Regions from separate parts of the Homo sapiens genome. Here region 2 is linked to region 1. Evidence: read pairs that join two places in POLR2A ChIA-PET (ENCODE). Cell type or tissue: endothelial cell of umbilical vein. All regions are shown on one strand. Each heading gives the region's core, and the rest is flanking DNA. Links, peaks and the distances in the headings are about the cores only. Region 1 overlaps CCPG1 (cell cycle progression 1). Region 2 has its middle 12 kb from the start of RAB27A.

Region 1 (2,500 bases), core at 1-2,500:
GGATTTTATATATTCTTAACTGATTTTTAAGATAAAAATTAAACCATTTGCTCAAGTCAAAGTGATCACGTTATAATGAAATGTTCCATTTGTAACAGCTAATAATTTTTAGACTCCATCTTTCAATTTATTCTGAATTCTCTCAGTGGCCATAAAGCACAACTCTTAGAAACGGTAACCTTACAAGAAACTCATCAAATCATAAAAATGCTATCCAATCTACAAATGTTACAAACTACTGTAATGACACGGTTTTATGTAAACCGACCTGGGTCCATATGGAGGGGAAAAAGTGTGACCAAAGAAGTGTCTATATATATATTCATCCAACTTCTCAAATACTCCATCATTATCTACTTCATATTCCTTCATGTTTCTAAGATAATCTTTAACATCATTAACAAAGTCAGTGAAGAGCTTCTGATCATGTATAAAGACACCGTTTAGGAAAAACTTATTGATGAACTGATCAAGTTCGTTCCAGTGACAAAAAGTATCCAGTTCTTTTAACATGTACCTTTGAATTATCTGTCTAAATTCATCCATCCTTATAGGATTCACCACTGTGTTAAAAAGGCTCATGGACTCTTGTTGAGCACAATCAAATACACCAGAACAAGCCTTTCTGAAAGAATGAGAATTTTCTCTACAATCATGCCCAGGACTGCATTTCTTTGAATTTGTATTTTTTCTGAATTCTTTAAAGTGAACTGGCTTTTCTTTCCTTCCATCATTTTGCATAGTAGGGCCTCTATTATGATGGTTTTCTGTAGGTGCCTTATACTGTGGATGTAAATAGTCACTAAAAACTGTTCTTGGTTTTTCAGCTGCTTCTTTTGTAGCACCAAATCTTTTATTACCCTTTTCATCAAAGATATTCTTGGTGGTATCTTTAAAGTGTCTGAAAGTGGATTTAACTGAATCTGAGAATTTTTTCAGATTTTCCTTCACAGCTTCTTTAGCCTGCTTAATTTTCTCTTTATGATGCCTTACAAACTCCTTGGTAGAATTCTTCATGGCATCAAATGTTTCCTTAACTGAACCCAAAAATGTTTCCTTTGACTTATTTTTAGCCCTGTGGCTTCCTCTGCCCCCTTTCTTTTTTCCATCTGTTCCTTGTTTTCCATTTTGATCTTTTGCCTCAACATACAATCTTTCCCACAAATCAGAACGCTGCTGTTCGAAGGTTAGCTTCCGTTCCAGCTCAGTGAGTCTTTCCCGTAAGATTGCTATTTCCTTTTTTTCAGTATATACATTGGGAGAATCTGACTTGCCATGTAACTGACTACCACTTAACTGCTGGAGTTCCCCCCTTAAAGCCGTAGTTACTAGTCGTTCTCTCTCCAGTTCTCTCTTTAGCATCTTTGCTTCTGTCAACAGAGTCTCCCTTTGACTAAGAAAGCTGTGTTTTTTCTGCTTTTCCTCTTCCAAATGCTGCTTAAGTTTCTGATTTTCTTTAACTAATTCAGTACTTGTCCCTTTATCTTCCAATATTCTAATCTGTTCTCTTAGTTTGTTTAACTCTTCCTGTAATGAGGATAAGGCTTTTTCTTCCTTCTCCAAGGATACTCTTAAATACTGATTTTCTGTAGCAAGGTTCGTTTTCTGAGTTTCAAAGGACATCTTCTCTGCTTCAGTAAGTGTCCAACACCTTGCAAGATTTTCTTTCAATGACTACATTTTTTTTTGAAAGAGAAGAAATAAAATGTCAAATGCTTTAAAAGCTGAATTTAAATCTTCAAGATATAATACCCCATAAGCTTTTGTGTCTTTACTTCTACAGATACAACCCCCCGGGTAGTATTTTCAATAGTATAAACATTGGGAAATACAAGGTTCATATGCAAGAAAACGCAGAGCAGAGAGCTACATCAAATTGAGAACTACAGCATGGTGTAAGAATTTTTTTTTTTTTGAGATGGAGTCTCACTCTGTCGTCCAGACTAGAGTGCAGTGGCGCAATCTCGGCTCACTATAACCTCTGCCTCTTGAGTTCAAGCGACTCTCCAGCCTCCCAAAGTGCTGGCATTATAGGCATGAACCACCGCGCCTGGCTGGAAGAATTTAAAAGACAGAAAGTTAGCTAGAGCTTGCAGGACTAAAGGCTTTTCTGAATCAGGAAAAGAGATTACCTTTTATAAAAGGTAAAATTATTAGCTGGGCGCGGTGGCTCATGCCTGTAATCCCAGCACTTTGGGAGGCTGAGGTGGGTGGATCACGAGATCAAGAGATCAAGACCATCCTGGCCTACGTGGTGAAACCCCATCTCTACTAAAAATACAAAAATTAGCTGGGCATGGTGGCATGCACCTGTAGTCCCAGCTACTTGGGAGGATGAGGCAGGGGAATCGCTTGAACCCGGGAGGCGAATGTTGCAGTGAGCCGAGATCGCACCACTGCACTCCAGCCTGGCGACAGAGCGAGACTCTGTCTCAAAAAAAAAACAAATAAAAAATAAAAGTAAAATTACATCGAGAGCTGACTTACGGCTTCAAAAATT
Region 2 (9,386 bases), core at 3,253-5,752, 59 kb before region 1:
TCCCTGCCCAGCTTTGCATTCCCTGCCTTGCTTCAGAGCAGTGACTGGGTCACCTTGGCTAGGGGAGGCCCACGTTTTGTCATCACCTTCCACCCTGGCAGAAACCTAGGTATGGATAGGTGCAGGAGGGTTCAGGGTTGGGCCCATATCCCAGGGCACTGTCAACCTAAAAAAAAGACATCAGAAAAAAATATTTCATAATATAATTATTTTATCTGGGAGTAAGCAAAAAGGATTATAACCTGGGATGCACAGTTATAGCAAGCCACAAATGCATCCAGAGAGGGGAGGGTAAAGGGAAGCCTTTATCGGTACAACAGAGAAGTTCATGTAAGCTACTTAGAAACAGTTTATTGGTACCAGAGGCTCAAAGCCAGAGTTACTAGTAGATCACTGGTAGAGAAGCCATTATCAGGCAAGCCTTCTTTTGAGATCATCTTATCTGAATTGCTGCAGTCCTAAAAAATGTCTAGTAAGAAATTGTGTCAAAGAAATACGTGCATGTGTGTGAAACATGCAAGCCGTGCAAAGCATAAGATGCATGAAGGACATGAGAGAATTTCTTGTGGGTTATTGCCTGGAAACAGCTTTTAGCTGTAGACATGCAAGCATGAGCTCCTCTCCTTTGTGCTCTCCTAGCTCCAATTTGTCTGGGTCTGAGTAAAGTGGACTTTATCCTGTAACTGCAACTTTCATAGCACCATGGGGTGATCAAGAAGGCAGCTGTCCCCTCCCTAATCTGACAGTAGCACAGCACATTCTGCAGGCCATTCAGCTGGGGCCTCTTACCAGTGCCATCCAACAACTGAGAACAAACCAGCATGGAAGGTACAGTTCCCTGGGCATTGTCCATTTGCATTGACTGGAACAGCCAGTTTATGAGAAGAGGAAATTGGCTTCCTTGTCCCCACCCAGGGCCCTGCATTTTCATTTGTGCTGGGCCCCACAAATTACGCAGCCAGCCCTGATAGTAGTAATGGATTGTAACCCACAAAATAGGAATCCATGAATCATGCTAGTACATCATTTCTGTATATTTCTACCAAATTGAATCTATGAAATAATAAAAAACCATCAACAAACCCAATTTAATAGACATTCTACAACACAGCAGGCCAGCATTCTTAAAAAATCCCAGTTGTGGCCAGGCACAGTGGCTCATGCCTGTAATCCCAGCACTTTGGGAGGCCGAGGTGGGCATATCATGAGGTCAGGAGATCGAGACCGTCCTGGCTAACACAGTGAAACCCCGTCTCTACTAAAAAAAATACAAAAAATTAGCTGGGCATGGTGGCAGGCAACTGTAGTCACAGCTACTTGAGAGGCTGAGGCAGGAGAATGGTGTGAACCCGGGAGGCAGAGCTTGCTGTCAGCCAAGATTGCACCACTGCACTCCAGCCTGGATGACAGAGCAAGACTCCGTCTCAAAAAAAAAAAAAAAAAAAGTCAGTTGTGGGCCGTATTGGGGAACCTGCCCCGATAGTCACATAGGTTCTTTTCTACTTTCCCTAAGCATCGGCCAGCTTGAGAAATAAAGGGACAGAGTACAAAAGAGAGAAATTTTAAAGCTGGGCGACCGGGGGAGACATCACATGTCGGTAGGTTCCGTGATGCCCCACGAGCTGCAAAAACCACCAAGTTTTTATTAGGGATTTTCAAAAGGGGAGGGAGTGTGTGAATAGGTGTGGGTCACAGACATCAAGTACTTCACAAAGTAATAGAATATCACAAGGCAAGTGGAGGCAGGGCGAGATCACAGGACCACAGGACTGGGGTGAAATTAAATTTGCTAATGAAGTTTCAGGCACCAGTGTCACTGATAACATCTTATCAGGAGACAGGGTTTTGAGAGCAACCAGTCTGACCAAAATTATTAGGCGGGAGTTTCTTCTTCCTAATAAGCCTGGGAGCGCTATGGGAGACTGGGGTCTATTTCACCCCTACAGTCTACAGGCCATAAAAGATGGGCACACCCAGGGGGGCCGTCTATAGACCTATACCCCCAGGTGCGTATTCTCTTTCCCAGGGATGTTCCTTGCTGAGAAAAAGAATTCAGCAATATTTCTCCCATTTGCTTTTGAAAGAAGAGAAATATGGCTCTGTTCTGCCTGGCTCACCAGCAGTCAGAGTTTAAGGTTATCTCTCTTAATCCCTGAACAATTGCTGTTATCCTGTTCTTTTTTCAAGGTGCCCAGATTTCATATTGTTCAAACACACATGCTGTATAATTTGTGCAGTTAATGCAATTATTACAGGGTCCTGAGGTGACATACATCCTCCTCAGCTGACAGGATTAAGAGATTAAAGTAAAGACAGGCATAGAAAATCACAACGGTATTGATTGGGGAAGTGATAAGTGTCCATGAAATTGTCACAATTTATGTTTAGAGATTGCAGTAAAGACAGGCACAAGAAATTATAAAAGTATTAATTTGGGGAACTAATAAATGTCCATAAAATCTTCACAATCCACGTTCTTCTGCCATGGCTTCAGCCGGTCCCTCCATTTGGGGCCCCTGACTTCCCGCAACAGGGCCGGCCACGGTGCCTCATGCCTGTAATCCCAGCACTCTGGGAGGCCAAGGTGGGTGAATCACCTGAGGTCAGGAGTTCAACACCAGCCTGGCCAACATGGCAAAACCCCGTCTCTACTAAAAATACAAAAATTAGCCGGGCATTGTGGCTCACACCTGTAATCCCAGCTACTCGGAAGGCTGAGGCAGGAGAATTGCTCCAACCCAGGAGGCTGAGTTGCAGTGAGCCAAGATCACACCACTGCACTCCAGCCTAGGTGACACAGTGAGAATCTGTCTCAAAAAAAAAAAAAAAAAAAGTCAGTTGTGAAAGGCAGTGACTGAGAAACTGGCTCCAGAATAAAGGAAACAAGAGACATGACAACTAAATTCAAATATGATTCTGGATTAGTTCTGGGACCAGAAAAAAACAAGTTTATCTTATTCTAAAGGACATTAATGGGACTTGGGAGAATTTGGATGATACATGAAATTAGATAATAATGTTATAGCAATCCTAATTTCTTTTTTTTTCTTTTTTTTTTTTGAGATGGAGTCTCACTCTGTCACCCAGGCTGGAGTGCAATGGCGCGATCTCAGCTCACTGCAAGCTCCGCCTCCTGGGTTCATGCCATTCTTCTGCTTCAGCCTCCCAAGCAGCTGGGACTACAGGCGCCCGCCACCACACCCGGCTAATTTTTTGTATTTCTAGTAGAGACGGGGTTTTACCACGTTAGCCAGGATGGTCTCGAGCTCCTGACCCCGTAATCCGCCCGCCTCGGCCTCCCAAAGTGCTGGGATTACAGGCATGAGCCACCGCGCCTGGCCAATCCTAATTTCTTGATCATTATATTGTGATTATGAAAGAAAGTATCTTTGTATTTAGGAATGAAATACTCAGGAACAAAAGGGCAACCTGCGTATGACTTACTCTCAAAAGATTCATGAAAATTATAATATGCTTGCGTGTGTGTATATATAAGTATACATAGACTGTCATGGGAAGCAAGTCGGGAGTGCAACCAGGGTGTCTTGACCCAGAGAGATCTGTGGTGATGGCAAACAGATACGGTATTCTGAAAGGAAAGACAAAAGGGGTGTTTCTTGGCCAGGCTTCATGGCTCACACCTGTAATTTCAGCACTTTGGGAGGCTGAGGTGGGCAGATCACCTGAGGTCGGGAGTTTGAGACCAGCCTGACCAACATGGAGAAACCCCGTCTCTACTAAAAATACAAAATTAGCCAGGCATAGTGGTACCTGCCTGTAATCCCAGCTACTCAGGAGGCTGAGGCAAGAGAATCGCTTGAACCCGGGAGGTGGAGGTTGCAGTAAGCCGAGAGTGTGCCATTGCACCCCAGTCTGGGCAACAAGAGCGAAACTCTGTCTCCAAAAAAAAAAATGGGGAGGGTGTTTCTTGACTTACATATAGTTTTCATAAAGGCAGGGGGCGAGGGCAGGATGGTAGGAAATCAAGAACTAGTGGATAGAAGGCTGATGTCAGTCTCTACAATGGAAATCATGGTCCCTCACAAGTTTACTGATCTAAGTCATTTCACAGACTTCATAGACTTAGAGCCCAGTGATTTAAATAGCTGTATCCACCCCTGGGGAAGGACTCTTCAATGCCACAAAAATATGCAATAACCATTCTCTTGCTCTTTTTCTCAAGAGACCCAAAGCCATTAACCAGGCAGATGTGCACTGGGGAAAGAAAAATACTCAGACTTTGATGGCCACTGGATACAGGCCCTAAGTTGACACTGGTACAAGCAGACTAGAAAATGCCACCGTGACCTTTCAGTTAAGAGTGGGAGTTCATGGAGGTTAAAGGATGAATGCAGCTTTGGACCAAACTAATCTAACAGGACCCACTTTGCAGGACTTTTTTCTCCTGGGCTCAAGCGATTCTCCTGCCTTAGCCTCCCAAATAGCTGGGATCACAGGCACAAACTACCACGCTCGGCTAATTTTTCTATTTTTGGTAGAGACAGGTTCAACATATTGGCCATTAAAATGTCATTTAAAATGACAATTTAAAAAATAGATGGATTATAGACTACCACAAGAGCAAAAAAACACTGGTCTGCCTTAACTGCAGCTGCTAGTTTGGATGCAGTATCATATTTTAATGACAGCTTTGAGATATAACTCACACACAATAAAGTTCACCCCTTAAAAGTGTACAATTCAGTGGTTTGCATGCAGTGTCTTTATGACAGCTTTGAGATATAATTCACACACAATAAAGTTCACCCTTTAAAAGTGTATGATTTGGTGGTTTTTAATATATTCACAAAGTTATACATTGATCACCACTATCTACTTCCAGAACATTTTCATCACCCTAAAAATCTTTTTTTTTTTTTTTTTTTGAGGCGGAGTCTCACTGTTTCCCAGGCTGGAGTGCAGTGGCATGATCTTGGCTCACTGCATCCTCCAGCCCCCTGGGTTCAAGCAATTCTCCTCCCTCAACGTCCTGAGTAGCTGGGACTACAGGCGTGTGCCACCATACCTTGCTAATTTTTGTATTTTCAGTAGAGATAGGGTTTCACCGTGTTGGCCAGGCTGGTCTTGAACTCCTGACCTCATGTGATCCACCCACCTCTGCCTCCCAAAGCATTGGGATTATAGACATGAGCCACCATGCCCAGTTCATCACCCTAAAAATAATCCCCACGGCCGGGGGCAGTGGCCTGGCCAATATGGTGAACCTGTCTCTACCAAAAATAGAACAATTAGCCGACCATGGTAGTTTGTGCCTGTGATCCCACCTATTCGGGAGGCTAAGGCAGGAGAATCGCTTGAACCCGGGAGGCAAAGGTTGCAGTGAGTCAAGATCACACCACTGCACTCCAGCCTGGGTGACAGAGGGAGACTCTGTCTCAAAAAAAAAAAAAAAAGTCAGAGTGAGACCTCATCTCAAAAACAACAACAACACCCGCCGCCACGCCTGACTGGTTTTGGTGGAGACGGGGTTTCGCTGTGTTGGCCGGGCCGGTCTCCAGCCCCTAACCGCGAGTGATCCCGCCAACCTCGGCCTCCCGAGGTGCCGGGATTGCAGACGGAGTCTCGTTCACTCAGTGCTCAATGGTGCCCAGGCTGGAGTGCAGTGGCATGATCTCGGCTCACTACAACCTACACCTCCCAGCCGCCTGCCTTGGCCTCCCAAAGTGCCGAGATGGCAGCCTCTGCCCGGCCGCCACCCCGTCTGGGAAGTGAGGAGCGTCTCTGCCTGGCCGCCCATCGTCTGGGATGCGAGGAGCCCCTCTGCCTGGCTGCCCAGTCTGGAAAGTGAGGAGCGTCTCCGCCCGGCCACCATCCCATCTAGGAAGTGAGGAGCGCCTCTTCCCAGCCGCCATCACATCTAGGAAGTGAGGAGCGTCTCTGCCCGGCCGCCCATCGTCTGAGATGTGGGGAGCGCCTCTGCCCCGCCGCCCCATCTGGGATGTGAGGAGCACCTCTGCCCGGCCGAGACCCCGTCTGGGAGGTGAGGAGCATCTCTGCCCGGCCGCCCCGTCTGAGAAGTGAGGAGACCCTCTGCCTGGCAACCACCCCGTCTGAGAAGTGAGGAGCCCCTCCGTCCGGCAGCTGCCCCGTCTGAGAAGTGAGGAGCCTCTCCGCCCGGCAGCCACCCCATCTGGGAAGTGAGGAGCATCTCCGCCCGGCAGCCACCCCGTCCAAGAGGGAGGTGGGGGGGGGTCAACCCCCCGCCCGGCCAGCCGCCCCATCCGGGAGGGAGGTGGGGGATCAGCCCCCCCGCCCGGCCAGCCGCGCCATCCGGGAGGGAGGTGGGGGGGTCAGCCCCCCGCCTGGCCAGCCGTGCCGTCCGGGAGGGAGGTGGGGGGGTCAGCCCCCCGCCCGGCCAGCCGCCCCGTCCGGGAGGTGAGGGGCGCCTCTGCCCGGCCGCCCCTACTGGGAAGTGAGGAGCCCCTCAGCCCGGCCAGCCGCCCTGTCCGGGAGGGAGGTGGGGGGGTCAGCCCCCCGCCTGGCCAGCCGCCCCGTCCGGGAGGGAGGTGGGGGGGTCAGCCCTCCGCCCGGCCAGCCGCCCCGTCTGGGAGGTGAGGGGCGCCTCTGCCCGGCCGCCCCTACTGGGAAGTGAGGAGCCCCTCTGCCCGGCCAGCCGCCCCGTCCGGGAGGGAGTTGGGGTGTCAGCCCTCCGCCCGGCCAGCCGCCCCGTCTGGGAGGTGAGGGGCGCCTCTGCCCGGCCGCCCCTACTGGGAAGTGAGGAGCCCCTCTGCCCGGCCAGCCGCCCCGTCCGGGAGGGAGGTGGGGGGGTCGGCCCCCCGCCCGGCCAGCCGCCCCGTCCGGGAGGGAGGTGAGGGGGTCGGCCCCCCGCCCGGCCAGCCGCCCCGTCCGGGAGGGAGGTGGGGGGGGTCAGCCCCCCTGCCCGGCCAGCCGCCCCGTCCGGGAGGTGAGGGGCACCTCTGCCCGGCCACCCCTACTGGGAAGTGAGGAGCCCCTCTGCCCGGCCAGCCGCCCCGTCCGGGAGGGAGGTGGGGGGGTCAGCCCCCCGCCCGGCCAGCCGCCCCGTCCGGGAGGGAGGTGGGGGGGGTCAGCCCCCCTGCCCAGCCAGCCGGCCCGTCCGGGAGGTGAGGGGCGCCTCTGCCCGGCCGCCCCTACTGGGAAGTGAGGAGCCCCTCTGCCCGGCCACCACCCTGTCTGGGAGGTGTGCCCAACAGCTCATTGAGAACAGGCCAGGATGACAATGGCGGCTTTGTGGAATAGAAAGGCGGGAAAGGTGGGGAAGAGATTGAGAAATCGGATGGTTGCCGTGTCTGTGTAGAAAGAGGTAGACATGGGAGACTTTTCATTTTGTTCTGCACTAAGAAAGGTTCCTCTGCCTTGGGATCCTGTTGATCTGTGACCTTACCCCCAACCCTGTGCTCTCTGAAACATGTGCTGTGTCCACTCAGGGTTAAATGGATTAAGGGCGGTGCAAGATGTGCTTTGTTAAACAGATGCTTGAAGGCAGCATGCTCGTTAAGAGTCATCACCACTCCCTAATCTCAAGTACCCAGGGACACAAACACTGCGGAAGGCCGCAGGGTCCTCTGCCTAGGAAAACCAGAGACCTTTGTTCACTTGTTTATCTGCTGACCTTCCCTCCACTATTGTCCCATGACCCTGCCAAATCCCCCTCTGTGAGAAACACCCAAGAATTATCAATAAAAAAATAAATTTAAAAAAAAGAAAAAAAAAAGTCATCTCCACTAGTAATCATTCTCCATCCCCCCTTCATTCAACCCCTGTCAGCCACTAATCTACTTTCTGTCTCTAGACATTTACCTGTTCTAGACATGTCATACAAATGAAAACATACCAATAGGTGCCATCTTGTGCATGGCTTATTTCGTAATGTATTCTAATTTTTTCCATGTTATAGCACATACTTCATTTATCTTCTTGGCTGAATAATATTCCATTATACGGAAATACCACTTATTTATCCATTCATCAGTTAATGGACACTTGGGTTTTTTCCACTTTTTGGCTATTATGAATAATGTGATGAACATTCATTTACCAGCTTTAGTGTGAACATATATATATATATATATGGTGTGTGTGTATTTTGTTTGGTTTTGTTTTTGCAGTTGCAAGATTTCATAGAGTGAAAACGGAGCTCCCATACAAAGGGAGGGGACCCAAAGAGGGTAGCAGTTGCTGGCTGGAATGCCTGAGTTTATATCCCAATCATTGTCCTTCCCACTGTGCTCTCAGGCGATAGATGATTGGCTATTTCTTTTCCTCCTGTTTTTGCCTAATTAGCATTTTAGTGAGATCTCTTTACTACCTGATTGGTCAGGTGTGAGCTAAGTTGCAAGCCCCATGCTTAAAGGTGGATGCAGTCACCTTCCCAGCTAGGCTTAGGGATGCTTAGTCAGCCTAGGAAATCCAGCTAGCCCTGTCTCTCAGTCCCTACTCCACAGGAAAACCCAAGTGCTTTTGGGGAGGTTGGCCGACAACCATTCTAACTGCTTCCTGCTGAACTGGGGCATGGTAGGGGCTGTGCAGTTGAGATTTCCTCGGGAGAGGTGACTTTGATGTCATTAACATTGGAGCATGGGCTAGCAGGCTGGTCCAGGGGTCCACGGTAGATCTTAGTCATGGACTGCATCTGGGGCTCCATTTGAAGAACCATTTGTAGCTTTACAGCTTCGATTCTGGAAGAGACAAACTTAACAAGGAGGTTAAAGATACAGGGTCCAAAGAGGAGTAACAATATTATAGCTGCTAGAGGTCCCAAGAAGGGGAGAATCCAGAGCATCCATTGGCTGAGGAGGCCCCAAGTCCGGTGTTTTGAAGCTCCTCTGCTCTACGTTGTATTTGATCTTGAATTTAACTTTCTTGGTGACAATTCCAGATTGATTAACATAATAACAGCATTCTTCTCCTAAAAATAAACAGATTCCCCCTCTTTCAGTGGTTAGCAAGTCTAAAACTCTTTGATTTTGAAGGACTACTGCTGCTAGGAAGTTAAGTTGATCTTGCTCGGTGACCAGGGAATCGGCGACCTGTTCCATGTCACCATTTATTTCTTGAAATAGTTTGTAGTAGAACTGAGTACAGGTTGTGATACCGCCAGTGCCAGTACCTATTCCGCCTAGCACTCCTGCTCCAATAACAAAAGGAAGAATGGGTACTCTTTTGTTGCAGGGGTTAGGTATGACATGATTGTATGAATCTTGTTCAGTGTAGATGGTCATGGGGGGCACTAAGAATGACAGGAAGCACATAGATTCTGAAGAGCCATTCAAACAACAATAGGCTGAGGTACCACAGACAAAAAATATTCCTGAGGGTAGGCAGACTATTCGTGGGGGGGAGTTACCCACCTGATGCATTGGGAGTTGGTTGTGTCTATCGTATTG

Evidence for each region. ChIA-PET counts read pairs that join two places held together with the same protein. Peaks named below come from ENCODE experiments on the same cell type or tissue, not always from the same donor. Only the 100,000 strongest peaks of a DNase experiment are listed, where the experiment ranks them.
Region 2: POLR2A ChIA-PET joins it to region 1 with 12 read pairs; 9 of 35 experiments call an interaction of 5 or more read pairs at or near these places.

Annotation. Positions count from the first base shown.
Region 1 is chr15:55,359,271-55,361,770 of GRCh38, forward strand. CCPG1 (cell cycle progression 1) reads right to left here. Exons shown (of 9, transcript NM_001204450.2): 8 at 269-1,674. DNAAF4-CCPG1 (DNAAF4-CCPG1 readthrough (NMD candidate)) reads right to left here. Exons shown (of 16, transcript NR_037923.1): 15 at 269-1,674. Among named protein-coding and RNA genes, the nearest start is that of MIR628, 13 kb to the right of the region's middle. In endothelial cell of umbilical vein, for the core only: no CTCF peak of the experiment used is centred there; a DNase peak (open chromatin) is centred at 1,181.
Region 2 is chr15:55,296,779-55,306,164 of GRCh38, forward strand. It overlaps a transcript of RAB27A not described here. Among named protein-coding and RNA genes, the nearest start is that of RAB27A, 12 kb to the left of the region's middle. In endothelial cell of umbilical vein, for the core only: no CTCF peak of the experiment used is centred there; no DNase peak of the experiment used is centred there.